Regions from separate parts of the Homo sapiens genome. Here region 2 is linked to region 1. The links are chromatin loops, found by intact Hi-C in ENCODE. Cell type or tissue: endothelial cell of umbilical vein. All regions are shown on one strand. Each heading gives the region's core, and the rest is flanking DNA. Links, peaks and the distances in the headings are about the cores only. Region 1 holds the start of LOC102546299 (a long non-coding RNA gene). Region 2 has its middle 250 kb from the start of LINC03000.

Evidence for each region. Peaks named below come from ENCODE experiments on the same cell type or tissue, not always from the same donor. Only the 100,000 strongest peaks of a DNase experiment are listed, where the experiment ranks them.
Region 2: a loop joins it to region 1, with 10 times the contacts of the local background. A loop is called at or near these places in 19 of 110 quality-filtered maps.

What each region holds. Positions count from the first base shown.
Region 1 is chr5:164,467,868-164,483,992 of GRCh38, forward strand. The region is part of intron 2 of LINC03000 (long intergenic non-protein coding RNA 3000); the gene reads left to right. LOC102546299 (a long non-coding RNA gene) reads left to right here and starts at 2,412. Exons shown (of 4, transcript NR_105065.1): 1 at 2,412-2,601. In endothelial cell of umbilical vein, for the core only: no CTCF peak of the experiment used is centred there; a DNase peak (open chromatin) is centred at 7,664.
Region 2 is chr5:164,039,544-164,055,668 of GRCh38, forward strand. No RefSeq gene overlaps it. Among named protein-coding and RNA genes, the nearest start is that of LINC03000, 250 kb to the right of the region's middle. In endothelial cell of umbilical vein, for the core only: no CTCF peak of the experiment used is centred there; a DNase peak (open chromatin) is centred at 9,198.

The sequences.
Region 1 (16,125 bases), core at 5,658-9,657:
TCATAAAAAAGTGAGAATTGACTGACTACCTCACAGTGTTGTTGTAACAATTAAGTAGTGTAATGCATGTAGAACTCCTGGCAAATTGACTAGCACAGAATGAGGCTTCAGATCATTTTAATCAATTATTCTTTATTAAGGCAATTTAATAGGAGAAAAGACTAAATGTTATTTCTTGTGCTTCACAGATGTATTCCAGATGAATATACATTTAAAAATATACAAAGAATAAACACAGACAAGTAGAATACCTTTGATTACACAGCTACAAAAATCTGACCACCTTGAAATACTGTGTCAGGGTTAGCAAACTTCCTCTGTAAGGCCAAATAGTAAAAGTTTCAGGCTCTGTGAACTATATGATCTCTGCCACAACTATTGAACTCTGTCATCATAGCATAAAAGTAGCCAGAGACAACACATACACAAATGAGCATAGCTATGACCCAATGAAACATTATTTACTAAAACAGGTAGTGGGCCAGATTTGCCAATTATTGTACTATAATGGATACACTTTCTCTCACAAGAGAATTCTACCATAGGTAATAATTTTATATTTGTATATTTGTGCAATGATGCCAAAACGTAAATGAACAGAAATGTTTAAAAAACATGATGTTTTTTAAACATTGTTAAAAAACAAGACCAAAGCATAATGTTTAAGAAATGTGAATGTATATTTCCATCTTTAAAGGCATTTGAATACAGTACATGAAATTCAAAACCTCAGTTGTGAATTCGCTATTTACCAATGACAAGGTTTAAGTTCTTCAGTGGCCATGAGTAAGTTAAGTTTGTCATCACTTTTTGCCCTGGTGTAGTATTTTCCAAATAGTAAATGCTCAATTCACATGTACATTAAAGTAAATACTAAGAAAACCCTCACATGTAACTAGACACAATTCTATTCATGTATCTTTGAAATCAACTGGAGACATTATCAATTAATGCAAAGATCCTGGGCTTTCAATCCAAAGAAGCTTACCTCTCTGCTCCAGATGCTCATCTTGCTGGCTGTGTGTCTCCAGGTAAGTTCTGTAATGTGGCAGAAATAATATTTGTCTTAAAGCAATGGTTGTCAGCCAGAGTGCAGTTTTTCCCCCAGGGCACATTTGCAATGTCTGAAGACATTTTCAATTTTTTTTATTTATTTATTTTTTTTTTTTGAGACAGAGTCTTGCCCTGTTGCCCAGTCTGCAATGCAAGTGTGCAATCTCGGCTCACTGCAACCTCTGCCTCCCAGGCTCAAGAGATCCTCCCACCTCAGCCTCCTAAGTAACTGGGACTACAGGTGTGCACCATCACACCCAGCTAATTCTTATATTTCTTGTAGAGATGGGCTTTTGTCATTTTGCCCAGGCTGGTCTCCAGCTCCTGGGCTCAAGTGATCTTCCTGCCTCAGCCTCCCAAAGTGCTGGGATTACAGGTGTGAGCCACCGCACTCTGTCTCATTTTCACCATTTGGGATGAGAGACGTTACTGGTTTCTAATAAGTAGAGGCCAGAAATTGTGCTTAATATCTTACAATACCCAGGACAATCCCTACCCTGAAAGAATTATCCAGCCCAAAATGTCAATAGTTCCAAGTTGGGCAAACTCTGCTCTAAGGTTTTTGTGAGGATTAATTCACATAGTGCTCTAAAGGTTTAGCAGAATACTGGGCTCAATAAATCTTAACTGTTAATAAGACTGATTTCTATTGACTGGTAGAAAATATACCTTTATGCAAATTTCGAGTGAACACAAACATGTATAAAAATAAATGAACTCTCTATTTTTGGGGCTAGAAGCTTATTGAAGCATTTCTTTAGATTAAATAATAAAATTAATACCTAGTCATGTATGTATTGACATCTAGAATCCATATGCTCTTTGTGAGCCTTGAAAGGTTTTGAATGATACTTGACTATTCTGTCATTGCCATGGTAAATGTTTTATCTTGTTGTTAATATCTGACTTATTTAAAATTCATGTGGGAAATTTGAAAGTTCTATTTCCTATCTTGAAAATCAATGACAACTTAATCAATGCTGCTAAAACAAGCCCCAGTTCTTATGTAGTAGAAAAGTAAATAAGATGGAGAATTAAAAGTGACAGAATCTTCACATCAAGGACAGAGAGCATATTTCTATCTCGTTCTTCTATGTCTGCAGCCTGAAATATTCCATCTGCTTGCCTCTTTCCTCAGGGAATTGAAGCACCTTGAAAAGGATAAGAAAACTTCAACATTACAACGATGTTTCATATCATTAGGCTCAAATTAAGTAAATAACAGAATCCTAAGCTGATGACACATCCTGGGTTTGCACTAATCATAATTTGCAATCTCCATCATTGTCATCAGAACCTTTTTGCCTAGCAACATTCCTGCTGCTGCTTCTGTTCCGACCCTCTGGGTGCAACTGAAGGAGGAGGCAGTCAAAAGGAAAAACACAAATATCTCCAAGATGGCACTTACAAAAAGCAACAACAATGACAAAGTATAAATACAAACACACACCTTGAAGTTTATGTTCTTACTCAAATGCAAGCATCAACAATGGCCTACTGTCAGCAAGTTAAATGGCTGGGGCTGTTTCAGTCTCCCATTACATGAAGGTATGCAAGCTCATGCTAATACGTATCAGTTGGTACCAAATGAGTGAGTGAGTCAGGAGTGATGAATGAAGTGTGAGGGAAATTGCACTGTTCCTGTACCATCTAAAAGGGTAATGGATATTCAATTCTGCTTGTTTTTGGTCACTGCATATGAGTGCAGAGTGGTTAAGTCTTCCAATTTTTTTCTAAGACAGAAATCTGGAAAGGTTGACATAATTCCATCAAGGAATGAGATTGAAATAAATATATAAACAATTAAAAAGTAGTGTAAAATAGTACAACCACTCTGGAAAATTGGCATTTTCTAATGAAGTTAAATGTACACCTACCATAGGACAATTCTACTTCTAGATATTTACCTTAGATAAATGGAAACATATGTCTATGAAAATGATTTATATAAAATGTCACAGCAGCTGTTTTATCATAATAGCCCCAAACTGGAAACAACTACCACTTCTCTTCCAGCCATTATTCAGATGGCATGCTTCCCCACGCTTTGATTACTCTCCTTTGAATATTTTTCCATTTGTCTGCCTTCCATTCATAATGTAAGATTTTCAGTGTTGTTAGACAGTACAGAGCACAGTGAAGCTGGTCTCTGCTTTATATTACTTTCCATATTTTCACAGATGTAGTCAAAGAAAATGCTAGGTATTTTGTTACATGTTTTCATTGATTTATGTTTTTTAATAGATTCCTATTGAACATAGTTACTTAAATGGTTCAAACACTTACATATCTGCCTCTAATTATCTGCCTTTTTTATTCTATTCCTGTATAAAAACATTACTTGTTCTCTTACACTTTTGCTCAAACGGCATATTGCGATTCATTTTAATCTTGTTTGATTTGATTTACCCATTTCTGTAAGCTATTTAACTTTATTGAAATGCTCTCTGGTTGTGAGAGGCAATTTTATTTGGGACACCAGCATTGTAACTATCTCCATCCTGATGGGCATATACTATATGCTAGGTGCATTTATGTTAGTTATCCCACATCATCCATACAATGGGTAGATGGCCTTTTCCAAATTATAGTTTTATAGATGAGGAAGTTGAGGTTTAGAATAGTTTAAATCACTTGACTAAAGCTACACATCTGATAAATGGCGAAGCCAGAACTCTCTTCCAAGTGTAACAATTTCAAAATCCATATGCCTAATCATTATGATTTTATTTATCTGTAATTTGAAAATAGTCTCTTCTGATCATTCTAGCCATTGCTAAAATTTATAGTAAGACTTGGGTCAAAGTTCTAATGCTTTAAGAACACAATTCTTGAGTAACACACACACTTCTCACTTAGCTCAAGTAAGATAACAACCCACTAAATTTACAAAAACACATTTCACCCACCCTGTTTCTAAAACCTAGTCCAAAAGGATATAATTAAAGGCTTGAATGAACACACCTGGACTTCAGCATAATGATCATGTTTATTCATAGTTTCCAGTCTTGTTCTAGTCAACTCATATGTGTTTAGCCTAAGACATTTCTCTTGCCTGCACACACTGTCTTATTTCTGAAACCAGATTGCTTCTAAAAATTGATGTATATATTTAATGCAACAGCATTTCTAAGACTGATGTCCCATTGAGGAGCTAGGGTAACCTGTTGTGAATCTTTTGAATGCTAAAGGTTATGTTCCAGTCTATAGTTATCAATATTCGTCTTTCGAAAATGAGAGCTACCTTTTTCTTCTCAACTTTCTTGTGCCTCTCCTGTTGGTCCTTTATTCTCTTTGATTAATTCAATATCAAGTTTTCAATCTCATTGGTAAGTTTTCTCACTTTGGAACTTAGACAACCAAAGCCTGGCCACAAAGCCATTTATTCAGGGCAGAATGTTTCTCCCCAACCACTTTACCTGCATGGTGCTTCAACCACTTCTGTCAAGTGTTTGTTCCACTCTTGAGATGCTATGCTTTTGAAGGGATAAAAAACGTAGCTTGTTAACCTCAAGCACTTTTTTGTTTTCTTCTTGTAAATGTAAAAACCTTGAAAGATCTTTTGTTTGTCCTTGTGTCCTTATAAACATCAGGTCTTTGAATTTCAGCTTTCCTGAATTTATTTGTAACTCAAAACTTCTGTCTGTCTTTGTTCTTTATATGCATGCTTTAAAAAATCTAAGGTTAATATAGATTTCCTTATTCAACAATGTTTAAGAAAAATAAAACCTAGCATTTTAGAGTATTTATGAATTAGAAATTCTAACTGTCTTACAAACTTACCTAATATAAACCTTCTAAAAATTGTGAACAGTTACCTCCATTTGACAGATACTGAAATTGAGGCTCAGAGACTTTAATTTGCTCAAGTGACATAGCCATAAAAATGTAGAACTAATCCATTTAATTTTAAACCCCATGCTCTTAACTAACATTCTTGACAAAAGCCTCACCTTCTGTCAAGTCCTGTATCCTTTTCTTATCATCTTGCTTTCCATCATTCTTACCGTTGCCACAGAACAATGCCTACCTTTTCTCTCAACATTTAAAATTATTTCTAAAGATTTTAGAATTATATCTTCCTGGGCCAGGTGTGGTGGCTCATGCCTGTAATCCCAGGACTTTGGGAGGCCGAGGCGGGCGGGCCACGAGGTCAGGAGATGGAGACCATTCTGGCTAACACTGTGAAACCCCGTCTCTACTAAAAATACAAAAAAATTAGCTGGGCGTGGTGGCGGGCATCTGTAGTCCCAGCTTCTCAGAGGCTGAGGCAGGAGAATGGTGTGAACCCGGGAGGCAGAGCTTGCAGTGAGCCGAGATCAGGCCACTGCACTCCAGCCTGGGCGATAGAGCAAGACTCCGTTCCCCCCACCAACAACGCCCCCCCCCCCCAGCAAAAAAAAGAATTATATCTTCCTTATTTATCCAGGTCATATTTGTCATAAGGAACAATTCAATCTAGCAGAATGATACTTAATAAATATAGGAAAGTTTATGTAAAATGTAGGATTTACACATACTTTTACAATTCCTCTACTACATTGATCTGATTTATGTACTTTGGAATAAGTGAGACATATATTACAAAGAAATAGGATACAAGGTGGAATATTATAGTTTACATAAGAGATACATGTTCAAATAAGAGTTGGCAGGAGGGAAGCATGACTTCCCTCAGGGGAGTCATGGAGGAACCAGACTCTTCACTCTGTAGCACGTATCACAGTTTTCTACTAAAACCCGTTACCTTCTTCCCTGTGGTAATAGGATTTTGCTGGATACCTGGTTAGACTACATTTCCCAGGCTCCCTTGCCATTTTTGGGGGGCCCTGGGGGGACTATGTAACAGAGTTTTCTCCAAGGGAATGTAAATAAAAATGAAGTAGCCTCCAAGCTACTTTTTAAAAATCAAATGAGTCTCTTGAACATTCTCTTTTTCCTTCTACTGTCTGGATTTGAATTAGAAGGGCCTGGTAGTATAACAGAGCCAGGAGGTGGTAGGCACCAGGGTCCTTGAATCAATATGGATGAGGTTACCAGTAGACCAGAAACACCAGCCTGTATTATAAATGATCAAAAGATAACCTTCTATTATGGTAAACCACTGGTATTTGGAGAAAGGAGTCTGTAATGGCAGCTTCTCTTACTTTATAACATACTTTTCAAACATCTAACAAAATATATCTACCACCTTTCACAATTTTGCACCTGGAAGGGTTAGGGAAAAGTGTATCCTGGGGCCTCAGGGAAAAAAAAGAAAAAAGGAAAGAAAAAAATTACAAATGGCTTAACACAATAATTCTGTAGAAGATATAGTCAATGAAAGCACACATGAAGGAGTAATCAGTTCTGCCTAAGAGAGTGTTTAAAAGATTCACAGGGGGAGGAAACTTGAAGAATGAAGATATGTTTTCAAAGAAGTTGGAAAATAACATAGGAAGTGAGAACTGCATGAACAAAATTTAGGGATTAAAGAATGAACACTGGCCACTTCATGGGAAATTTAGTTTGGCCGAAACACTTGACACAAAAGAAATGAGAATAGACCCTGGAAGGGGCTCAAGGATGGAAAGTAAAACTAGGCCAGATCTTGAAGCCCTTTGGATACCTTGTGTAGTAGGCAGAATAATGACTTCCCTAAAGATGTAAGTATGATAGGCTACAAGGCAAAGGGAATTAGGGTTGCAGATGGAATTACAGTTGCTAATCAGCTGACCTGAAGACATTAAGATAGGGAGACGATTTTGGATTACTTCAGTGGGCTCAACGTAATCACAAGGGTCTTTAAAAGGGTTAGAGAAAGATGTGACTATGAAAAACCAGAGAGATAGCAACAGGACAGGAGTTGGCCTGATAGTGTTGGCTTTGAACACAGAGGAAGGGGCTACGAACCAAGGCAAGCAGGTGGCCACTAAAAACTGAAAAAGGCAAGGTAACGGGTTCCTCCCAGAGCTCCTGAAGATAATCCAACCCTACTAACATTTTGATCTTAGCTCAGTGAGATCCAAGTCAGGCTTTTGAGCTACAGAAAATACATTTGTATTCTTTAAGTCACTCAGTTTGTGGTTATTTATCGTAGCAGCAGTAGGAAACTAATACTTCTTGCTAAACCTGATCTTGGAGAACAGATGAATATTGGGATCAGAATTGCCCCCAAGAGGGTCCACCTGGGAGCAGTGTGCAAAATGGGTTAATTGGGCAGGACCAGAAAAAGAAAAATAGTCAGAGATCTATTTTTAACAGATTAGACCTCCAATAAGATGCTGGAAGGCAACTAATGCAGCAGAAGTAAGGAAGCCGAGAGAAAGAATATGCTTTGCAGTGAGAATAAGCTTGTTTTCCGAGTCTGTGCTATCCAGAAAGTTGGGGATTGGGCAGATGCAATGTATTGTTAAAGCAACGTATTCTGTGAACTTATGTAGATATAGGAGAATAATTCTAGTTTCTTGATACATTTCAAGATATTATTACAAATATTGAAAACAAAACCAAGGTTGCTTGCTCCTTTTCATATTTCTGAAGCATTTGTAAATCTTGATGCTTTTCCCCTCACATACTCTTTTATGCACAATGCAGATGTAGCCTTACCTGCAAATGCAGGCCTGTGTAAAAGTGACATCTTGTGTTGCTTTGATGCATTGCATTTCTTGTTCTCCCTGTCACGATTCCTCTGTTTTGGAAATTCTTTTACTTTTATTTTGCTAAAGAGCAAAGAGAGACTAAACTAAAATTATTGCAACATAAAGCGTATAACTCATGGTATTAAAAAATTACATTGTTCTCTATGTTATTTATAAATTATACAATAGTGACAGGTAAATCATTCCAATGACAGAATTTATATCTGCCCTTGTACTGGATTGTAAACCTGAGAGAGAAGAGTTTGATTTTTTTAAATTAAATTTAGTAGTTATTATGAAAATGCTTTAGAACAAAAGAAATCCACTGATTTGAAATGTCTAGAAACTAGCCTGTTTTCTATTTTCATGAAATGTTACTTTTCATGGCTGACGAGGTCCTTGTGGTTTCAGGTGTGAGAGTATATTATCCTATCTCTTACTATAAATTCACTTCACTGCTAAGTTTGAGGCTCAATGGCAATTTTATCAAAACTTGCCAATTCATTTTAGGCCACAGATAGAATACTCACACACTTGAGTAAATAAAAAAGTATGCAAAATTCTGGAAAAATAGCTATGTGATCAATAAAATTAATTATGAGGATGTCAATTGTTCCCTTCTTCCCCATGGTTAACAGGCTGGTATCAGAAATACTAGAGACAGAAAATCTTTCCAGCAGGTTAGTAAGGATTAAGGTGGTATGATGCAATCTAGAATAATGGGGAACAAAAAAGAATATATGGTTGAACACGAAAAAGAAAACTAAATGAAAGAAACAGCATGCCATATGATCACCACAGATAGAGAGAGAGAGAAGCCCAAAGCTTAAAGCTAAAAGAGAAAGGAAGGTCTGAAATCTCGAATAATAAAACTAGGAGACTGCTGGGAAGAAACACTCTGGAGAAGAAAGAAAAGGTGCCTAGATCAAAGATAGATGAGACAGAATCTTAAACGAAGAGGAATAAATGGTTGTCAAAGGCAGAGAAAAACCACAGAAGCTAGAAGCTGGCTGTTGGAGAACATGATTACAGATCCCACCCTTAGATGGGAATGAGACCGAAGGGTATGAGGGAAGGATATAGGTTCACTTGTACCATTAAACAGTAAATTGCAGCTGGTACAAACTCATCATTCACTCAAAGTTTACAGCCCCCCCAAAAATGAAGTGAAATAACAACTGTTAGATGTGGTGAAGACAAAGTGGTTTGTCAAATCAGACACCTGGGTTTGAAGCTTGGATTTCACTTTTTTTTTTTTTAAACTTTGCAAGTTCCCTAACTATTCATCTTGTTTACTCATCTGTAAAGTGAGGACAACTGCACCTTTTTCCTAAAGCTATTGTGAGGGAGAAGTGAGATAAGCAAACCTCCTTGGGCCTAGTTGCCAGTAATCAGTAGATACTAAAACTTCAATTAATAATTGGTTGGGAGATTGACTTTAGCTCTTTCTTGCCTAAGTAAATCATGATACACACACACACGTGATCAATAAGAGAAATAGATTTCTAAAACTGTTTTTGTATTACATGTGGAGATGGGGAAGACAATTACTCCCCTTTCTTGGTAAAAAAAAAAAAAAAGAATGAATCAAAGATAACAGAGAAGTTTGGGGCAGGCCACTTGTCAAAGGTAGAAGTTTTAATCTCTTTGCATATTGTTTCCCACATTAGCATATAGAAGTTGTGGTGGGAAGAATGTTATAGAGTTGATCTTTGAATAACGCAGGGGTTAGGGGTGCCGACCTCCATGCAGTTGAAAAATCTATGCATAACTTTTAACTCCTCCAAAATTTAACTATTAATAGCCTACTGAGAAAGCAAGAGAAAGGACAGTGGTATTAAGAAAATCAATATTATTTAAAAAGTCAGAATAGAAAATACATTTACTATTCACTAAGTGGAAGTGGATTATCATAAAGGCCTTCAACCTCATCTTCAACGTTGAGTAGGCTGAAAAGGAGGAGGAAGAGGAGGGGTTGGTCTTGAGGGGTTGGCCTTGCTGTCTCAGGAGTGGCAGCGGGTGAAGAAAACCTGTGTGCAGGTGGACCCACGAAGTTCAAATTTGTGTTGTTCAAGGGTCAGCTATACAGTTGGCTTTGTTTTATCCCCATAAGATCAAGGATAATTTACCTGGGGTAAAGTACGGTCTGTGGGCTGCCTGCAACGTTACCCCGCATGATGCCTGTTCAAACTGCAAAGTCCTGGAGTCATACCCAGACTTTCCAAAACACATCTCTAGGAGTGGAGCTCAGTGACGTAATGTTTGTAGCAAGATCCCTGGGTAATTCTGGAGTACCCTAAAGTTTGAGACACTTTGCTAAGAGAGCTTGCAGCACCTTCATGTTTACGTGGAAATTATCATCTTTTTTAGTGTGATTAACATACCAAATGTTTTCTAGTTGATGAAAAACAATCTTTAATTGCTCAGAAACTTTCCCAAATTATTCAATTGATGGCATCTTCCTTTTCCTGAGCATTATTTTGAGGTTCAGTTAGCAATTTTAAGTTTATCAAGCTGCATTCATTGACTTTCTGAAACATGTAATATTTTAGGAGGAGTAGGTTTCAATGGTGATTGGGTGGTATTTTTTTAAAACAGGGAAGTTGGGTTGACCTTGTGCCAGTTGACGATGTATCTCCTAGTGATTCTGATAACTGTACTGCCTCTGTCCTGGCTGAGAACATTGTTTTCAGCAGCCCTTACATCCTATAGCAGCAAACTGGATTTGGGTTCCTGGCACGTTTCCTCAACTCATGCAACTATGTAAGTTGGTAGAGGAGGATCTACTTCAGCACAGTCCAAATACCTGTTTAATGTGGCTTACTATGGCACTTCCTATTGGAAATAATGCAACTACTACAGAGCACAGGGCATCCAGGGTGAGTCTATAGAACAGTGGCAAGGCCTACGTGAATGAATTGGGTAAACTGTAATGTGGAAACACAGTCAACAGTAGGAGAATCCGGATAGAGGATCTGTGAAAACTTTATGCAGCATTCAGAAAACTAAAGAGAAGTAAGAAAATAAAATAGAGTTTGTTTTACCAGCTTCAATTTTACAGGCTGCATTAAGATCAATTCAAATAAGTTGGTTAAATGGAAGGAACTAAACATCTACCATGTCTGTAAAATCTCCTACCCATCTCTTAAGCATTTTACTTAATTGTTTCTAATCATTCTAATATCTTTACTCACCACACCCGGCCCAAACAGAGATGATCATTTATTTCTTCAACCCATCACTGTGACTTGTAAATGCCTCCAGTATAACATCTGCTGTGTTATTCTACAACCATGTCTTTAAGTGTTTCTTTAATGCCCTGGAAAACGATGACCTACTTAAGACAGAGGCTATGTCTCCTATAGCTTTATACCCCCAGTACTTAGCACAGAGCCTGGCACATGATAGGAGACAAATATATATGTGTTTAATAACTGAAGTTATGGTAAGGGATTGAATATGTTTTTCCAGTCTTTAAGAAGGACCATTTTAGTAAGAAGGTAAAGGCAAGCATACAAATTACTATGTTGTAAGGTAGAGCAAGGTTAGAGTCATCAGAGATTTCATCTAATTAAGGGGATTTCAAAAGGCTTCGCAGAAAAGATGGTGCTCAAGATGGGACTTAAGGAATTAATAGGTTTTCAACAAATGGAGTGTGTTTGGAGGAAAGTAGCTATTTCAGATAAATGAAACAGCACGAACAAAGATAGGGGCAAAATCTCAGGGAATATTGAGTGAACAAAGCGAAGACCATCCTGAATAGAATTTATTGTAAGAATGGCAATTAGATTTTATCTCATAGGCCATATATGACAACTGGTAGAAGCTGCCTGTATTGAAGATCATTCCTGGGCCCAGTCTGAGTTCAGCATGCAAGAATGTCATAATCAAAAAAATTGTGGCAATGGATGCAGGAGAATACTATCTTTGATTTAAGGCCCTCAGAACCCACCATTTCTATGTAAATGGAAGAATCCTAATGTTTTTCCAAACATTTATTTTGGCAGATACTACATTGACTATGTGCCAAACTCCAAACTAGATGCTGAACAAATATAACAGTAGCAAAGGCAATGATGACACCTAAAAAGATTAAGCTTCCGTAGGAAATACAGTCATTAAATATTTTCACAAATAATTGTATAATTACAATTGTGATGATCATCATGAAGATCAATTATCAGGTGCTATGTCTTTGCAAGGGAGACTGTCCTGATAAAAGGGCCCAAGAAAACTGCCCTGGCAAAGTGATCTGTAAGCTGCTACTGGAAAGATCCCTCTCCCTAGGTGAGATAGAGGGAAATCAATGCTCCTTGATATCTGTTGGATGTTTCAAGTTTTGGGAGTCTCACATTTTTCCTTATTAATATAGCATTCTCACAACTAGTTAAAACATCTTAGAGAAGTGAACAAAAGAGGAGTATATTTTCTTAAATTAGTAGTTCTCATACTGTGGGCCCTGGACCAGCAACATCATCCTCACCTGGAAAATTGTTAGGAATGTATATTCTTGGATCTCACATCACACCTACTGAATCAGAAGTTCTAGTGGTGGAACCTAGCAAGATGTGTTTTAGCAGGCCCTCCTGGTGATTCTAATGCACACAAAGGTTTGATAACCACTGCCCTGAACTAAAATGCACACTTTCAAACAGAAGGAGGTTTTCAGGAAAGGGAGAAGTTTCTTTTAAAGAGTTTCTTTCTCAGTAACAAAAAAAAAATTCGAGATATAAATGAAATTCCTTACTGAACACTTAGAAGGCACAAAGAGTTTGCTATCAAGACATTTAGATATTTAGATTTTCTAAGAAGGGACATAACAATTCGTTTGTGTCTGGTGATCCATTTACTTCTTGTAGGATCCTAGGAAATATGAATGGTGTTTAGGAAAAATTGATCGGGACTGCTGTCTGTAAGATGAAACAGGCTTTTTCCAAGCTGTAGTATGTTTGTGTGTGCTCGCTTTCACAAAAGTCTCAATGTGGATTAAAGAACAAACATATTTGTAGAACTTCTGTCACAGTGAAACAGAATGAATCACCACAGTGCCCTGGACTGAGCCTCCAAAATGCTTTGGTCAAATGGCAAACTAAGACAAAAAATAATTACAAGTATCTTACAATTTACAATTATAAATAGAGGAGACAGTGAAAACTCCTGAAAATATCTTTCCAGCTTGGAAAGCTGTACTTTAGGAAATCTGTACTTTAGGAATGTAGAAAGAGACAGAGATTTCTGTTTTTACTATGGTACATTGGTCCAATCGAAGGTGCAATTTATGAGTAGAAAACTCTGATGTCTAGAAAATCTGTGAGAGTTGCAATTATTAAAGACATCATGTTACTCATGGATTATCAATGTCATCTAAACCCTTGCTACTCAAAGTAGCATCAGCATCACCAGGAAGCTTGTTAAAAATGTAGAATCTCAGACCCCACCTCACATCCACTAAATCACAATCTGTGGATTACCATGATCTGCCAGTGTATTAGTTCACTCTCAGGCTGCCAATAAAGACATACCTAAGACTGGGTAATTTATAAAAGACAGAGGTTTAATGGACTCACAGTTATACATGGCTGGAGAGGTCTCACAATCATGGTGGAAGATGAAGAAAGAGCAAGGGACGTCTTACGTGATGGCAGGCAGGAGAGAGCGTGTGCAGGGGAACTCCCCTTTATAAAACCATCAGATCTCATGAGATTTATTCACTATCACAAGAACAGCACAGGAAAGACCTGCCCCCATGATTCAATTACTTCCCACCTGGTCCCTCCCACAACAGATGAGAATTATGGGAGCTACAATTCAAGATGAGATTTGGGTGGGGACACAGCAAAAACATTATTCAGATGCCCGTTAAAGTTTGAGAAGTACTGATGAACTTACATCATCCAAGTTTCAGAAGTACTGACAGACTTACATCATTCTTGAGTTGACGCCAGATTTCCATCACCTATAGGAAAATTTTCCTGTTGGAAATTTTCCTGTATGGAAATCTGGCGTCAACTCAAGAATTTGTTACTGCATGCTAATCTAAAACTGGTTAATTGCAAATACTGGTAATAGAAGATATCCTGAGTTTCAACATAAAATAATGAAGAAAAATTTTAAAAAGCCAAATCAATATAAATAAAGGTATTTGAAAATTGTTTATTGAGGAAGAGTAAGTGAAAACCAATTGGTCTATAATATTGCAATAGCTCAGTGATAAGGTCTATTTTATATGACACTTCCCAAGAGATTCCATTAGAGCAGAAGTCAAAGAAAATCCCTTTTGCTAGAAAGAAAAGCCTTAGAGGAAGATAAAAGACAATTAATTATACCTGAAATCTGCACAATGAACTGAGAGCAATATACCATTGAAAACCAAAGGATTATTGCAGCCTATTAACAGTAAGAATGTCTACTGTACTAGAAAAAAAACCTTAATTTTTATAGTTTATGACTATGTTAATTCCCCAAGCAGATACCTGGTCGACATTTATGGTAACTCTGGAAAATTTTCCCTCTCTTTAAACACTGAAATTTGCATTTTCTAATGTCACATACATGGTAAAACATTGTCATGGAGGGAGTAAGTTATTCAGAAGTAGATTTACCCTACAATAATATCAACACTTTCATTTCCAAGCTCATTGATTTTTTTTTTTTTTTACCTTAATGAGTACCGGAATTAGTAGAGTACAAAAAGCCCTATATCGGTTGAAAATCTTCTCACAGCTCAATTTAATTTAATTTGAAAATAGCTGTTTTACTGTCTCTCAAACTAAATTTAAGAAATCAAACAGAGCATTAACATGTTAATTAATAAGAGGTTCAGTGGGAAGGTAGGAAATGATTAGTTGCATTACGATTCCTTCAGAATTTCTCTAGGAAACTCATTAAAGGGCTCTTCAGAAGTGCTTTCCTGAAAAGATGACAAACACATGGCATATGTTCTCCAGGAATCTCGAGGTGCATGTAAAGCCTGTGTCTGGCTTCTCTCCACAGTGTGGAGGCTCACAGCTGTGTTCAAAAGGGGACACTCACCACAGTGGCATTTAATGAGTGACACACAGCATGTCCTAGGTCAGACATATGCACCAATTTGAAAAGCAAGAAGTCAAACTCAATGTTTCCAATGCAAAGGGGAGCAATTTTCTTTGGGTTGGCCAAAGAAGACATGTTCTATGTTTTTCTTCTAGGAATCAGAGATGAGATGAAGAATTCTCTAATTAATCTACATTTTATAGCTCTTTACATTTAAATTTTTCATAAATATTAACTCATTTGATCTCAGCCACTCTGATAATTAGATATGGTGGGCATAATTCCCAGAGGAAGCAAAGTATTGTTAAACTCACATTAGGTGCCCTGTTCCAGGTGTTTAATAAGCTTCAGTTTCTGTCTCTGCCTCATTACCTTTCTTTCCACATCTAAGCAGACAACTTTCCAAAAAAGTATTTTAGATGCTTAAATGAATACATACAATTTCAGATAAAATATGATCTAGGTATCAGGATAAAAAGGTAGAGGTTATGAATCTAGTACTGATCATACAAAGTCTTATATTCTTGCTAGAGGAAAACCCCAAGGCTGGATCTCACCCTTGTGCCAGCCAGTGGAAGATAAAAACCAAATGTCCTTTTAGCAGTGGTTCTCCAAAGTATGGTTCCCAACCCATAGTATCAGCATCACTTTGGAACTTGTCAGAAATGCACATGTTGTGGCTCCACTCCAGACCTACTAAATTAGAAACTCTGGATGTGGGGACTCGTCCTCTCTGATTTAACAAGTCCTGCAGGTTATCTGATACCTGCTCAAATTTGAGAACTACTGTATTATGGAATTACCCATAAGAGAAAAGTTGAATAGTTGCTTATGAGAGGATTATCTTCATGAGATGGGGTCTTTTCTATTTTGTTCTCCTTTGCGTTTCTACCACAGAAACCATCATATAGCACACATGATATAATTTCTTGAATCAATACGCCATTCCTCAAAATATGTTCCGAAAGTTCTTTTAGAGTATGTACCGTTTAATGTAGCAAACAAATTTTTAATAATAAAGAGAGCAGCACAGTTCACAGGATTTTTATAATGATGAAAAATGTAGTCATGACTTAAACTAATTGCATGAATAGCTAGTACTACATAAGCTAGAACGGCTGTTCTCAAACTTAGCTATTCAGACCTGGCCTGATCATCAGAATTACCTGGAGTGGTCCCAATAATTCTGATACCTTCAGCAGGTCTAAAGTGGACCCAGAAATTGGAATTTTAAAATGATGCTCTCTAAATCCTTATATGGGCATGTATGTTTACAAACACATATGTGTATAAATGTAAATGCACTATGCTTTCAACATAAATGTAAAGGCAGTATGCTAACATTTATTTTGAGATAACTAAAATTTTTACACAATAAGTTTTAATATTACAAAGTCTTGTGTTGACTCTTCTATTTTCT
Region 2 (16,125 bases), core at 7,220-11,219, 430 kb before region 1:
CCATAATCTTATCACCTCCCAAACGCCCCACCTACCAACACCATCACCTTAGAGGTGAAGATTTTCACATATGAAATTTGGGGAAACACAAACATTCATTCCTGAGCAGTGGTCCTGCTCAGGCCAAATCTAAAGTACAGTGTGTATCTGAGAGCAGCCATTTAGGCAGTGTTATTAGAAGCAGGTTATTTAGGAATAAAGTCATCGACGTAATGAAGTAACTTGAAATCATGTAACAGTGGTTCTCAACCCTAGCTGCACATTTAGAATTGCCTACAGAGCTTTAAAACATACCAGTGCTTTGGCCCCACCTCCAGGGATTCTGATTTAATTTTTCTGGTAAGTTTCTTGGGCCTCAGGATTTTAAAAATTTCCCAGAGGATTTTCATGTGTAGCCAGGGTTGAGATCCACCAATAAATTATGAGAAATGCTGGAGAAATTGGTTTAATTAGCTTGAAGAAGAGAAACCATCTGTGGATAGGATGTCTTCAAATACCTATAGGGCAATTGTAAAGATTTATTTTGTGTAGTTCTACAAAACAGGATTGGACAAGAGAGGCACTTAATGATTGAAGATCAACCTAAGAAGAATTTTGGTAATTTGACCTGTATGAAATAAAATGGGCACCCTTGAGGGCACATGGTAAGCTCAGGAAGAGACTTCACAACCAAAGGCTCTCAGCAACACCATATAGAACCCTCATTCATTTAGCATAGGGTATTAGGTCAGTAGGGTATGGGATTGTCAGACTACATTATAATAGAGTAATAATAAATACATTTAATGAACACTTCCTGTGCAGGGAACTTTACATGAATTACTATGTTTAATCCTAACCACAACTCTATGAGGACAGTTCCTTTGAAATAGAGGCTTGGAAAGTTGAAATAAATTGCTCAAAATTACAGTTAATGAGTAGCAGGAACAGGCTACAAACTGAGGTTTGTCAGACCCCAGATTTCTTGATCTTAACCTCATACAGATTCTACAATGATGCTCAAAGAATACTTCCAGCCCTGAGATCCCATGACTCCTAGACATGCCATGCATTAATCACGGTTTTTTGCTTGAAGACCAATTTAATAGCCAGGATGGCTTATCTAAACAAACTCTTATAAACGTTAAAGAATATATTTTTAAAGTCACTTATTCAAAGCTTAGAAAATAGAATGTCATTGAAAGAACAAGTCTGGGTTAAAGGACCTAGGATCTTAATTGAAATAAATAAATAAGAGAACAAGTAATAAAACCAGGTAATTTGCAACACCAACACATTTTGTTACAATTCCTCCCCCCACACCCCGTTGTAATTGAAAGCATATTTGTTTTTACTCTCTCCCTTTTTTAAAAATTGTAATCTATGTTAGTATTGCAAAACTAATTATAAGTCACCCAAGTGTAACCAAGGAGAGCTGAGGGCTCCTGAAATAGGACAAAGGGAATTCATTAAGAAATAATGTTAAGCTTATGGTTTCAGAAGGTCATTAGAAATGCAAAACCAGAGAACACCATTGCCTGAGCCGATATCAAATCCAATCATTTATCATTCCCAGGGTTCTCAACATGGGGTCATCATCTGGGCTCCTTAACCCCCAAGCAGAATGACAGCTAATTTCTACCTCATGAGTCTAGAGTTAGCATGCCATCTTTTATCAAGGATACAGCAGCCTTTTCTTCCGTCTCAAGATATGATGCCCAGAGTTCATCTTCAGAGGCTGGCATTCTAGGGACTTTCCATTTCAGCTCAAGTAGACATAGCTTAGGTCTGAATTGAAGTCATTACCTCCACTCTATTTTCTCTGTGAAAGGATACTGTGGGCTGGCTTTGGCAACCTCTCATATGAACACTTCTTAATGTCAGGGCAGGGTGTAAACATCTGTAATCAAAAGGTAAACATTTTAATATTGTGTTTCAATAATTCCAGATACTCTTATTCAGAGACATAACATAGACCATCATTACATATGGTATTTTTTAGGTGTATGAGGGGGTGGGAGGACATTGGGTTCATCATCATTTTCTTAAAAAATAGTTTCTTCTCAACAGTCTGGTACCTCCATCACTAAGCTGCAGAGGCAAAGAAAGCAGCAGATTTTTTTCTGTAAAGAACCAGATGGTAAAGTTTCAGACGTTATGGGTCATACAGCCTCCATCTCAGACACTCAACTCTTCTGTTGTAGTGCAAAGCAGTTGTAGACAATATGAAAACTAATGGTCATGGCTGTCTTCCAATAAAAATGTGCGAATAAATGAATTTTAAATTTCTTATGATTTTTTCATAGCACAAAATAGTCTTGTTTTTGTTTATTGTTTTTCAACCATTTAAAATGTCAAAACCATTTCAACTGTTGGGGTATACAAAAACCAGGTGACTGGCTGGATTTTTCCCACAGGTCTTCATTTGCCTATACCTATTTTACTCTCCACAGTACTCTTTAATTTTGAGAAAAGTAGATTTCTGACTCTATCTCTACATTGATTATCTGATTGATTGATATCCGGCTGCAACCCATATTTCCTCCCAAAAGACTTCAGATACAAGAGTTGGTGGAATACTGCTGACCTCCCATGAGGGTGCTCTTGTTTTGACTCCTGGCCAAAGCAACAGGATATACAATATAGTAAATGGCTTTAAAGTCTGAGGGCCTGAGTTTGAGGCACTCCCTAACCATGTGACTACAAAATTACATTTCTGACTCTTAGGTTTCTCATTGGCAAAATGGGAATAATGATAATAGTAAAATGAGAAGCAAAGAAGATGTTCTCAGTAAAGGTTCTTTGTTATTTCAGGAGTGCTATAGTCCCTTGCATTTGCAATAATAACAATTTATAATTATAGTTCCTCATATAGGCTAGGCATTGATCAACGTTCTTTACAAGTATTGATCCACTTAATCCTCACAATCATCATATGAAAATGGATACTTTTGTTACCATGATTTTAAATATTTGGATACCAGGGTTCAAAGAGATTAAGTAATTTGCCCATGGTCTTACTGCTATCAGGTGACAAAGGTAAGGTTTGAACCCTGAATTCTTATTCCTGAGCACACCCTCATCACTATTGCCTATTCTCTTCAATATCATGATGTAGACATGTGCCATACACTGTACTACCCATTTCACATACACGATGTAACTGAATGCCCACAAATATCTCATGATGTGAACATGGCAGCTTACTGAGTGTGCGGGCTCTGGACTTGGGCTTAAATAGTTCGGCTTTCTTCTTCCCTACTCTGTGACTTTGAGCAAGTTACTTACCATTTCTAAATCGCCTTTAATTTACGATCTGGGAATGATCTTAATAATAGGTACCTTTGAGAGCTTTGTGGAGAGCAAATGAAAGAACACATAGGACATATTTAATATGGTCCTGTTTTATAGTTTTGTGTCTGCTAATTCACTCACTTTTTCATTCATTCGTTTATTTCTATTTCTCCCTTACCCTCATAGAGACAAAATTTTAAGTGTGCTGTTGAATAGTGAAGTTAATTTAAAATTTAATTAATGCAATTACTCATTTTTTCCCAAAGTGTAGTATATAAATATCTGTAGGTACATTAACGTGGTGCCACACAATTAAGAACACACTAATCTGGAGATTCAGATTTGAATAGCTAGTTTCATGTTGTGATACATGCCTGAAAACTCAATGACAGCATGCATGATATTTAAAACAGTTTGCTAATTTTGACCTTGACAGATGGAGTATTTGAGTGATGTTTCCCTTGAATCTGAGCACTAAGTGTATAGTAGAAGCTTTCAGTTGTCTTCTACTTGATGATGTTATTTGAAAAAAAAAATTCCTATTATATAATAAGAGTTTTAACATCATATATTTTGGACAAGGTGTCTGTGACATGACCAATCCTAAAATATATGGGAAAGCTTAAATGTATTCCTCAACATCTTTCCATAGCTTATTTCTTAAAATGCTTAGAGATTACTACATCTTGGAAAAACATTTGGAGAAGAATATTTGAAAGACAGATACTGGTAGGTAGAGAAGTATTTGCTATGAGACCTAGCTAACACTACGGTACTATTTTGCAAATTTTTATTTGAATAATAGAATGGGGAGAAAATTTAGAAGGATGTAATTTATATTTATCATTTTACAAATGAAGAACAAAGAAGCATAAGTCAAATAACTTGCCCAAGTTCAAACAGGCAGTTAGAGAAAAAGTAGGACTTGAATCCAAGGATCTCATTTCCTAATCCCAGTTGCTTTCTGCTACTAGGTGCTTTCTTCTGCATTTAATACTCTCACATGTTTGCAAGCCCTCAGCATTTCATATGAAGATCAAGGTAAATGTGTATACCATTAAAATATTTTAGATCCCTGATATAAGGAGATACATTAGATTTCTTTCTACCACATTTTATAAAAGCCTTTATAAGGTATAATGCAGGTGTCTGCTGTTTTTATGAGCTTCACACTATCAAAGAAATTTAACCCTCTCTTTACTTATATGTTTGCTAATTGGTGGGAAAGATGGGCTATTTCAACTATTGTATTTGGCTTCATTAAAAGTGACACGCCTAAAGAATACTAATCAAATATTTTTCCTGTATCATCATTTGGCACTTGGCAACTGGTTCTAGAGCTGAAATTTTTTATTCTGTTTATGGGAAATACACTTTTAAGAATCTGAATACCAGCCGGGTGCAGTGGCTCACGCCTGTAATCCCAACAATTTGGGAGGCTGAGGTGGGCGGATCACCTGAGGTCGGGAGTTCGAGACCGGCGTGGCCAACATGGTGAAATCCCATCTCTACTAAAAATACAAAATTAGCCAAGCATGGTAGTGCATGCCTGTAATCCCAGCCACTCGGGAGGCTGAGGCAGGAGAATTGCTTGAACCCGAGAGGCGGAGGTTGTGGTGAGCCGATATCACGCCATTACACTTCAGCACTGCAGCCTGGGCAACAAGAGCAAAACTCCGTCTCAAACAAACAAACAAACAAACAAACAAAAAACAGTTTTACCATCTGACCTCTTTGAGATTAGCTTCTACCAATTGCGGGTCGCCTGTCTAATCACAGTGCTTATGCCAGATTGCATGAAGGAGTAACAAGGGCAGGCTTGGAAACAGTGAGAAAGAAAAGTATTTTGCCAAGACAATGGATAGTGAGTGAGAAAAGAGGACCTTAGATAGAAAATTGCAGGCATTTACAGGTTATTCCTCAAGGGAGTGGTGGAAGTTATTGTCAAGGAGAGACAGCAGACTTTGGACAAGATACAAATATTGATCCTTTAACTGAAACAGTGACTGAACCTGTAGTCTTGCTAGTTACAACAGTCACTCTGAGCATTGAGAATTCTGATGCTGTCTCCGGTGTTGTAATTTCAGATTCTGAAACTGCAAGAGGAAGCATCATTAGGAAATATAAAAGTGAGACAGATTAAAGGGAATTAAATTGGGAGGCTCAAGTCAAAACTAAACTAATACATAATGCATCTTTGGCAATATTATCCCTGATTTTTTTCTTTTCAAAAATGTGGTTTTCGGTACCTAGATTTTAATAGCTAATTGGTTTAATTTGTTCATCACTGTGCCTCTTTATGCACAACATAAATTAAAGCAGGGTTATTGTCATATTCCCAATTAATTTGGCCAAAATGGATAGCTGCATTGGATGATCATTCAGGCCAGAACAAACCCTTAAAGCTCTAGCTGTTTTGTTTGCTGACTGTATAAATAACAATGCAAATAAATTAATATCTTGGAGAATAGACATATCTATGTTTTTTTGTTGTGTCATCCAATGTGAAAAGACACAGTAGTATTTCTGATTAGCACACATCCATGCTTTCCTTTACATAGTACTTATTGGAAGGTTCCTATTTCTATAGCTCTGAGATGTATTCTATGGAAGGCACAACGATGAACATAATGAGAAATGAGGCAATAGAAATAATTCAGTAATTCCGATAGAAGTTAAATATGATAATGAAAAATACACTATTATAATCACAAGCAGAGTGAATATTATGTAATAAAAGGTTCAAATTTCAGTAAAGGAAGCCTTGGCTTGAACCCAGATGCTAGGAATTTCATTTCTACTTTGCTGCTCTCTTTAGTGAAGACACCTCAATTTTCCACATTCTGCACATCTTGTGGTTGGTAGGAGATGCTGACATTCTTTAATTCAACATGTCCACTGTTAAACTGTTTATCCACCTGCTTGAGAAAACCATCTGTGCATGAGACTCCTGCTAACGGACTGGTCTCTTTTCTTACCCTGCTCCTCAAACCTTGTACTTCTGTGAATTGGCTCCCGCCTCAGTCTCCCTTTCTACTCCTACTCTGTCAGCTGCCTCAGGTGCTTCAAACATTTGCATGGCCACCTATTTAAATTTCTTACCTTCTCTCCTCTAATGACCTTCATTTCCATTTCCTTTGACTCTATTAATGGCCAAATCCCTAGGTAGTATAATTGCTCAGAGATGTCTGATCTCTGGAATCTTAAAAGGTTATTGTTTCACTGTAACCTCTCAGTCTTTCAATTTCCTTAGTGCCTTGATGAGACAACTTCTACCTTTTAAATTCATCACAACTTCTAGTTCCTAGGCTCTACCTACCATTAATTTCTTCTCTAGCCCTTCTAGACCCCATGATGCATCACTTCAGCACCTCCACTGCCTGGACACTCAAACCTCTTTCTCATCTGACCACAGTCTAACCTTTTCCCTACAACTCAACCAAAATTGCCCCTTCTAGGGCCACATTCAGTAGACACGTTAAAATTCTTATCTAACTTACATTCTCTGCATTATTTAACATTCATGATATTGCCTATATTCCAAAATTTTCTCTACCAGATTTTTTTTCTGCTTTTGTCTCTCTTTACTGGCTTTTTTACCCCCTCAGCCCTTCTCATGGGATCCTTTTTTTTTTTTTTTTTCGTATCTGGGTCACTTTATCTTCTACTTGTACATACTCTCCTAGTCAATCTAGCCTACTGGCACAACTTCAACAGCCTAAAAATTAATTACACATAGATACACATTCTGGCCTTGGTCTCTGCACCCAACATCATTCCAATCAACTGCCATGATATTCTCTATAGGTATGTCAGCTACATCATCCCCCAGAGAGAATTCATCATTTTCCTCATTCCACTCCCAAATGTGTCTTCTTCCTATATTTTCTATCAGCAGGAGTTACTAAGATCCAAATGTATCTCAGGCTGTGAACATGAAAGTCACCGCAGATTCTTTTTTTTTTTCTACCTCTCTCCACATTTTCAGTGTCAAAAGGCCCTATAGAATCTCCCTGTCCATTTCTCCTGACTTTGTCTACTTCTCAACTCCCACTCACTCAGTTCAAGCTCTTATCTTCTGCTTAAAATATTGTCATAGTTTCTTAAGTTATCTCCCAGCTCTAACATTACTTCTGTCTACTTTACTGGTTTTTATAAAACTAATACATAGTCATTATAAAATTAATACATAATTACTACATAATTTTGTCTATCCTTTCTGTAAATGCAACAATACCACCATGTAGTCAACAGAATAAAAATCCACACTTGGCATTATCACATATAAAGACCATCTTTTTTCAGACTTTCATTTCTTATTTGTGTCACCTCTTGTAGCTCCTGCCCCAAATACAACAGATTCTTAGTCACGGAGAAAAATAGAATGTTCCTAGAAGGGCCATCCCATCTCCAGTATTGCACCAAATGGGCTCTGGAATAAGATTCCCTGAACTATAATCCAACATCTTTGACTCTGGGTTTACTGTTTACCCTTTAGAGAGATAATAATAGTAACATGCCTCATGGTTCATTGGGGGGATTAATGGAGGTGACCTCCTTTAAAGCACGTTGTACAAAGCCTACCTTGTCATTGTTCTATTAGAGTAAAGACAACAAACAAGGCAATATCTTCATGTCTTCCTCAAAGGTGTTCTTTTATCATGAAATGTCCTAATTAAAATCAGGGAAACTCAGCTCACATAACTTTTTCTTGAGAAAGTCTTCCATATTCAATACCTAGTGCCTTAGGTTCTCATTCTTCTGTTCCATATTCACACACACATGTGTGCATGCAAGCATCCATTATTACTCTTGTCACACTGTAATATACGTATTGGTTTGGGTTGTCATGTAACCCCAACTAGACAGTACTTAAAGTGGAGATTTGCATCGCAATCATCTAGTACTTTACTAAGCACATTGTAGATACTTGACTAAATGAGTATCAGCATAAGAAAAAAGAATAGCTCTTTCAGATAGTCTAAATCAATCTGTACATATGGGCTACACTTGAATGTAACATCATACTGGGTGTGGTGGCTCACACCTGTAATCCCAGCACTTTGGGAGGCCAAGGCAGGAGGATTACTTGAGGTCAGGAGTTCAAGACCAGCCTGGCCAACATGGTGAAACTCCATCTCTACTAAATATACACCACACCTGGCTAATTTTTGTGTGTGTCATAATACGAAATAACATTAATGAACAATTTGTGTTATTTGATACTTGACCCAATACCTTGCTTGGGTATTTCTCTCTTGGCAGAAGAAAAATACTGCCTGAATGATTTTTTTTGTCTCGATGCTGAGATTTTCTGGGAAGCACAAGAACCAATGTAGTTGAAATGGAATGAGGTAGGGGAAGAGACACATCTTCAATACCTTTGTGCTCCTGTCTTTACACTGGTCCTTGCTTTATGTAACTTTTCACAAATTGTCTCTAGAAGTGCAGATGTCAACTAAAAGGCAGGCTTAGTTTTAATATCCTCTTGTCATTCTATTTTCTTTTGTTAAATTGAGAAGGAAGATGAGAAATCAGGACAGGTTCTCTATTCTCTCATATGGTATATCCGGCAGCTGGAGAATAGCAGTGGTTGACAAAATGTTCAGTTAATTGAAGCTATGTAGTGGATATTGATGATCTTTCTACATTTAATGGAGAAATAAATCTGCTGCTAGAGAAAAAAATAAAAATGGCTCTTTGGCTGATATATGTCCACACTAGCCTCTTCAGGCAAATGAAAAAATAATAATCACCTCCCCAGATGTAATATGTTAATGCTTAATTGTGCTCTACAGAACATCTCAAGTTTAAGAAAAATAACAGTGTAGCATATTCCTCGATTTTTAACTGTTAGATACAATGAAAACATAGTGAGATGAAAACATTTAATTCACACAGTAGCCTGTTGGTGACAGCAAAGTTACACAAATTTCAGCATGGAAACATACATTCAAATAAGACTATTTAGGCTTTCAAAATATTGTAAAATAATGGAAAGTATGAGAGATATTATTAAATGGGGCCATTATAAATACATTTCAAACACTCTGGTTATTCCTATTTATACATGATTCTGGACCTTTTGAGGCTTCAAACCTCTAATGGTTTGGATAAATAAAAACTGTGGATATTCCTATAATATTTCCTGTTCCTTTCAAAGAAGGGAAGCATTAGTAGCTCAGAGGTAATTTCATTTGTAAAATAAAATGACTTCTTAATAAAAATAAAATAAATGAATCTGAAAGGCTTAGGCATTAATTGTACTAAGCCCATTATAGTATCTTTTGAAACTCAGAAATTCTCAAAATTATCTTACATTCTTAAAATTTAGCCTATTTGGAAATACTGCTGTACGTTTAATCAATTTGAAAATATTTATTTACCTCTTGTTTCTCATTGAATGAGACTGATCAGTTAGGAAAATTCCTGCCATTATTATACTCTATATCAAATTCAAGCATTAGGCTCTGAGTTACAGGACTCAATACTATGTGCAAGTATAAATTAATTTGATTGGCTTTAAAATGTATGATAGCTAAAAACTCTGTGCATTCTCAACTCTAGTCCGTTCTGCCTATAATGACCTGTTATATTTCCTCTTTATGTAGTTTCTCTCCACTGTTGTCTCCAATGTTCCCTGCATTTAGAGATACTTTCCTTCACATTATTCCTTTTGTTCTTTCCTTCCTCAAGAACATCAGAAAGTTCTTGTCTTCATGCTCAATCCTTCTTTCCCGTTGTTGAATCCTGTGTCTTAATCAATTTTCTGTGTAATAAGAAGCAACATGAATCCTCTATGAAATGATCATAAAGAAATCAAAGGTAGATTTCAACTAAGGTTATAACTCTGATTGTCAGTGGTTTCCTGGATCTCTATGTTGAGAAGGATTCTGAAACCATGCTTAGTCTCAAAGGGAAAGTCCGCTATAATCAACTACCCTATTATGCTCTGCATGTATAGTTTAGGGTGGCATATATTATCCTAATCATAAGGTTGGTCTAAGGCAGTGGTCTTCTAACATTATATCAAAAACACGTTGAGGGCTCTTGAAAATACAGACTGATAGGCCCCACCTCCTAGGGGGTTTCTGATTCAGTATATGTCGGGCATGATCCAAGAATTGTGTTTTTTACAAGTATGTAATTTATGCTGTTGCTGGAGGTCCAGGGACCACGTCACACTTTAAAAATTACTGATCCAGTGCAGTGTTCATCTTCTTTTTTTCCATCTTCTCTCTCTCTTTCTCCTTCTCTCTCTCTCTCTCTCTGTGTGTGTGTGTGTTTGTGTGTGTGTGTGTAGTTTTTCTTAACGTAACTGAGTATCAGAATACCTTGAGGACTTAAAAAAAACTTATAACTGTGTTATACCCTAGAATTATGATTTTGTACATCTGGGGTTAGGCCTTTGTATAAACATTTATACTTTTAAAATTTTCACAGGTAAACTTGCATAACATTCATTGAGACTTATTTCCCTAAAAGTAGGTATACTATCTGTTTACAGTGATATGTACAATGCCACCATGTACAAGGGTTTTATATTAGAATGATTTGATAGTATAAGGAAAAAAGCTAAATCAAAACTACGTTTTAAATATCAGCATAACATCCTAGAAGATGCCATGAAGAGCATTGAAGAAGAGAATGGAGCACAGATTTAGTGAGTGGATAGGGTTTGCCTTGCTCCTTAGAAAAAGTGAGCAACCAGATTAAGAGGAGAGTAAGTGTTTCATGTAGAGAAAGTAGTGTGCTAAGTGGGAAATAGCATTGTGGCTTACAGAAATTGAAAATGTGGCTGGATCATACTGTTCAAGATAAAAGACAAAATTTAGGGGGAGTATTGGAATCCTAAGTCCAGAAATACAAGTTGGGGCTATGTCATGTTGGGTCTTGTAGGCTATGTTAAGAAGCCTAGGCTTTATCCTAAGAGCAATAAAGATCCACTTAGGAGTATCATGGCTGAGGAGTATCATAGCTAAAATTTCATTTTAGAAAAAAAAATTTCTGACTACAATATAAAAAATAATTTGGAAGCCAACATATTTGGAGAAAATGGACAAATTGTGAGGCTATAGCATTAATTCAGGAAAGGTTATAGAGGTTCCATGAAAGCTCAGATATGTAGCTTGATCATCAGTGTTTTTCCAGAGCTTATAGCACAGTGCCTGGCATGGAGTGGGTATTCAAAAGAACTTTCTTTAATGAATGATTGATGGAATTAGAGAAGTAGAAATGGGGCTTGAGATAACTGGACAGATTCAAATTCCAACAACGTTTATTGAATGGAATTGATCAATCTGTGATTGTGACTTTTTTTTTTTTTGAGAAATCAGGAAGAGGAAAGAGGTAACAAAGAGTAAACACATACATATCTCTTCTATTTGTTAAAAAGAGGCTGCCCTCCCTACCCCACCCTCCGCCTCACTTCTCCCTCTCTCTTGCTCACTTTCTTCCTCTCTCACTATGTAATTTGTGTCCACACCAGCTGTCCTTCACCTTCTGCCATGAGTGGAAGAGCTTGCGGATTTCACCAGATGCTTAATATTATGGCTAGCAGAAACATGAGCCAAATATATATATATATATATATTTTTTTTATAAATTACCCAGTCTTGGGTATTACTTTATAACAACACACAATGGACTAAGACAGATGGATAGGGAAGAAAGATAAATATGTTGGGTGAAGTTGTCAGAGAGAAGGAGAAGTAAAGGGGTCGAAGACACAGTAGAGCTCAGTGGTGTCAGAATAAGGACATGAATAATTGCTATAGTTGAAGAGTGAAACACAGAGGATAGGAGGACATGGAGACTGGGGAATTTTGAATTTAACAATTTGCATTTGGAGGATATTTTGGGGGAAGATCAAATTATAATTTGTCTACACTTATGTTAACTAAACTCTCAACTCTGAGGGCAAGGGATAGTATTATAGTCAATATTCAATATTTATATCTTGTGTTATTTACCTTGTTCATCTCAATGAAAGCACTTAACAAATTCAACTGGCTTTTCCTCTCTTCAGACCCTGAATTACTCAGCATCTAGAGAAGCCAAAAATATGTGAGCCTTTCTTTGCTCTTTGAAAGGTCATAACAGAATTTTTAAGTGGTTACTTAAAAACCAATCAGGGATGACTAGCCCTGATGATTCTGTCTTCCTGAGTAAATTCTCTATAGGATTTAACACAATACTATGTGTACACAGAAGAGTCTATGTGATAACAAATATTTGTACATTGCATAATACTTTCTTAAGTATTTTCTCATATATTGTGAGACGATTTTCAGAGAAAACTTTGTAGTGGTATGTAAAGTATTATTGCTATTCAACAGATAAGGAAAATGAGATACACATTATTCAAGGGTCTTATTCAAATTTTCAAGGTGAAATAATGGCCTAGCAAGGCAAACAGAGCAGACCTCCTAGCTTGTGGTTCAAAGCTTTACCCACAAAGATACTTTTTAACATTGTAAAATAAGTATCTTCTTTTGCTAGTTCCAAAGGAAGTTTTACTTTGGTTATTCATGTTCCTGTTTTTGAACTAATTGAAAACTAATTTAAAGCTAACATACTCTCCTTAAGCTGACTTTACAAGACATTTTTCAGAAAACCTATGGTTAAATCTAGGTGTCTGGGTTTCTCTCTCCCTTAACAATAATAGATAAATGTATTGCTGTTGTAATTTATTGGTCAGCAACACCAAGTGAAAGTAAGGTAAAGGTGATTTATAATTTGTAATTGTGTTTCTTTCAATTCGGAAAGGAAAGGGATTCTCCACTCATACAATGTGAGAGGAAAAAAGAATAAACACAGATAGAAAAGCCTGTGTCAAAATGCCAGAAATGAGCTGAACTGACTCACTAGCTCTTGAATTACCAGCAAATCCAACCCATCATTTCTCATGCAATTATGTTGAACCCCATTTCATTTTCTTGTGATGAAACAAGCTAGGAGGTCTGCTTTGTTTGCCTTTTTGTTGAATTGGAAAGTGTTGAAATAAACATTACTGTCATTCAGTTGGATTTCAAGTTATTTAACTATTCTAACAGCATTTGCAGGCAGGTTGCAGGGTAAGTGTCCATGGTTTGCCAGTTCAGTTCAACACGTCTCTGAGGATATCACAAACTAGGCTACAAGACAGATACAGATTTATGATAACCATCCAGATACGTGAGGAACCAGAGACTATAGGAAGTGCTTAGTTAGACAGCAAGAAAATTCAGATGTTTTAAATGTATAAATATTTCTGTGATTCTCACCTATGATCTAAACTCTGCTTGGTCATGAGTTTCATACACCATTAGGATATTAATGTATTTATTCAAATTCATTGGCTAGAAGGTTAAAGTGGGAATTTCCAGGAAAAAAAAACCCACGATGATTGGGGCCAACAATCTACAGATGCCATTCTTGGCTATGGTGAGACAGTCAGTGAGTCAAATAAGTTATCAGAACATGATTTTGTATTCATTCAACAACAAAAATAGCTATTGGACATTTTCCAGATCTCAGACACTGCAGTATACAGTGTGTTCAAAACAGATAAGATCTTTGTGTTGATAGAAGTTAATGGCAGTCTCTGGCCATTGGGCCTTTTTAGCTTATCTGAATGATAATGCTTAGAAAATAAATTATAAGCACCTTACTACTGGCACATTTTACCTTTTGGAAAGCATCTATTATTTCATTATAAGACCTAAATTTGACGATTTTTCCCTAGCATTTTAATAGGGATTCAGATGAGTCCAAAACCAGAAAACACAAACTTTGAGATTGTATCATATTATCAGATAGATAACATACATAAATTCAACATTTTGGGATTTCACAGAGAATATGCTTTCACTGATTAGGAAAAGCCACACAAAGCTAACTTCAATGTTAACGACATTCCACAAAATGTAATAGTCCCCGTACTTTTGCACATAATATTCTCTCTTTGTCATGACCTTCTTTATTAAGACGCTACTCTGAAATCACCTCTATGAAATCTTTTCCTATATCTTAGATAGAATTAGTTATTTCCTGCCCAGACCTCAAATTCTGTAAGAATAGTTTTCATTGCAGTGGTTAGTATAGTCCCAGTCTCAGAGCAGCCAGCTGAATGAATAGTATATGTACATATTTTGACATAGCACTGATAACATGGTATTATAATTATTTGCTCACCAGCCTACCCATGACATTAGACAAAGTCCCTTATGCATAGGCCAAGGAATACTCATTAAAAATATTTATTGATGCACAATTTATTAAAGTATAATTTGCATACAATAATATTGACGAATCTGATGCATTTTGACAAATGAATGCAGTCATGTAACCACAACACAAATATGAGATACAAACTTTCCATCATCCTGAAGGTCTACACCTTTGCAATAAAATACCCTACTCCCATCCTCATCCTGGCAACCACATACCTTTTTTCTATCACTATACCTTTTAAAAATTTCATACCAATTATATTATATAAAAATATATAACTATATTTAATACATAATGAATTCTATTTATTTATATTCCATTTTATACAAATGGAATGATACTATCTATCATCTGTCATATACATTTGTGCCTGTATTCTTTTACTTAATATTACACGTAAGAGTTTATTCATATTCTTATATATACCAGTAGTTTGTTTCCTTCCATTGCTCAATAGTTTCTAATTGTATGGATATGTCACAATTTGTTTATACATTCATCCATTGATAGACCATTTGTTCTGCTTCCAATTTAAGGGTATCATGAATAGAGCTGCTATGAACCGTTCTATTCATAGCAGCTGAAGAGAGTGAATACAGATCTTTGGGCAGACATGTTATCACATGGGAAGCATATGATTTACTTTACAAGAAACTACTTGTTTATAAAATGGCTTACCATTTTGCATCACTGCCAGCATTATATTTGAGTTCCCATTGTTTTCCATCATCTCCAACACTCGCTAATGTCAATGTTATTAATTTTAGCCATTCCTAGTCAGTATGAAGTAATATTTATACATTCTTGTGGCTTGAATTTGAATTTCCCTGAACTAATGATGTTGATTGAGTACCTTTTCATATGCTTATGTGTTTTACATCTTTTTTTGGAGAAAAGTGTAATGATTTTTTCCCAATTTTAAAATCAAATTGTTTGTTACCTTACAATTATGTTGTAAAAGTTCTTTATATAGCCAAGACAGAAGTTCTTTAGTAAAGATATACATTTTTTCCACATCCAATCCTGTGTGAGATATATATATTTTGCCAATATTTCCTCTCAGTATGTGGCTTGCCTTTTCAATTTATTAAAAGCATGTTTAGAAAAGCAAATTTTTTCATTTTGATGAAGTCTCACTTATCAATTTTTTTCCATCATACTTTTAAAAATCTTAAATTGTAAACCAAAGTCACAAAGGTCTATATTTTCTATAGTATTAGAGATTACATTTAGGTCTACAATCCATTTTGAGTTAATTTTTGGATATGATGTTAAATAAAGATTAATAATATTTTATATATAAATATTCAGTTGTTCTAGCAAAAGTTGTTCTAGCAAAATTTGTTAAAGACATTATCCTTTCCCCATTCAATTCATTTGCAGTACTTCTTGGAAATGTATGTTATCTATTTGTGGGTCTGTTTCTTAACTCTCTCTTATGTTCCATTGAAGTATTAAAAACTTACCTCATTTACCTGAAAGCAGCTGTTTACTTCTCTGCCTTTCTGCTGCAGCCATATTCTTAGTTCCTTAAGGTTAAGGGTTAGTGCCTTAGTACATCTGAAAGTATGGATGGATAGATAGATGGATGGATGGATGGGTGGGTGGATGGATGAATGGATGGATGGATGGATTTTT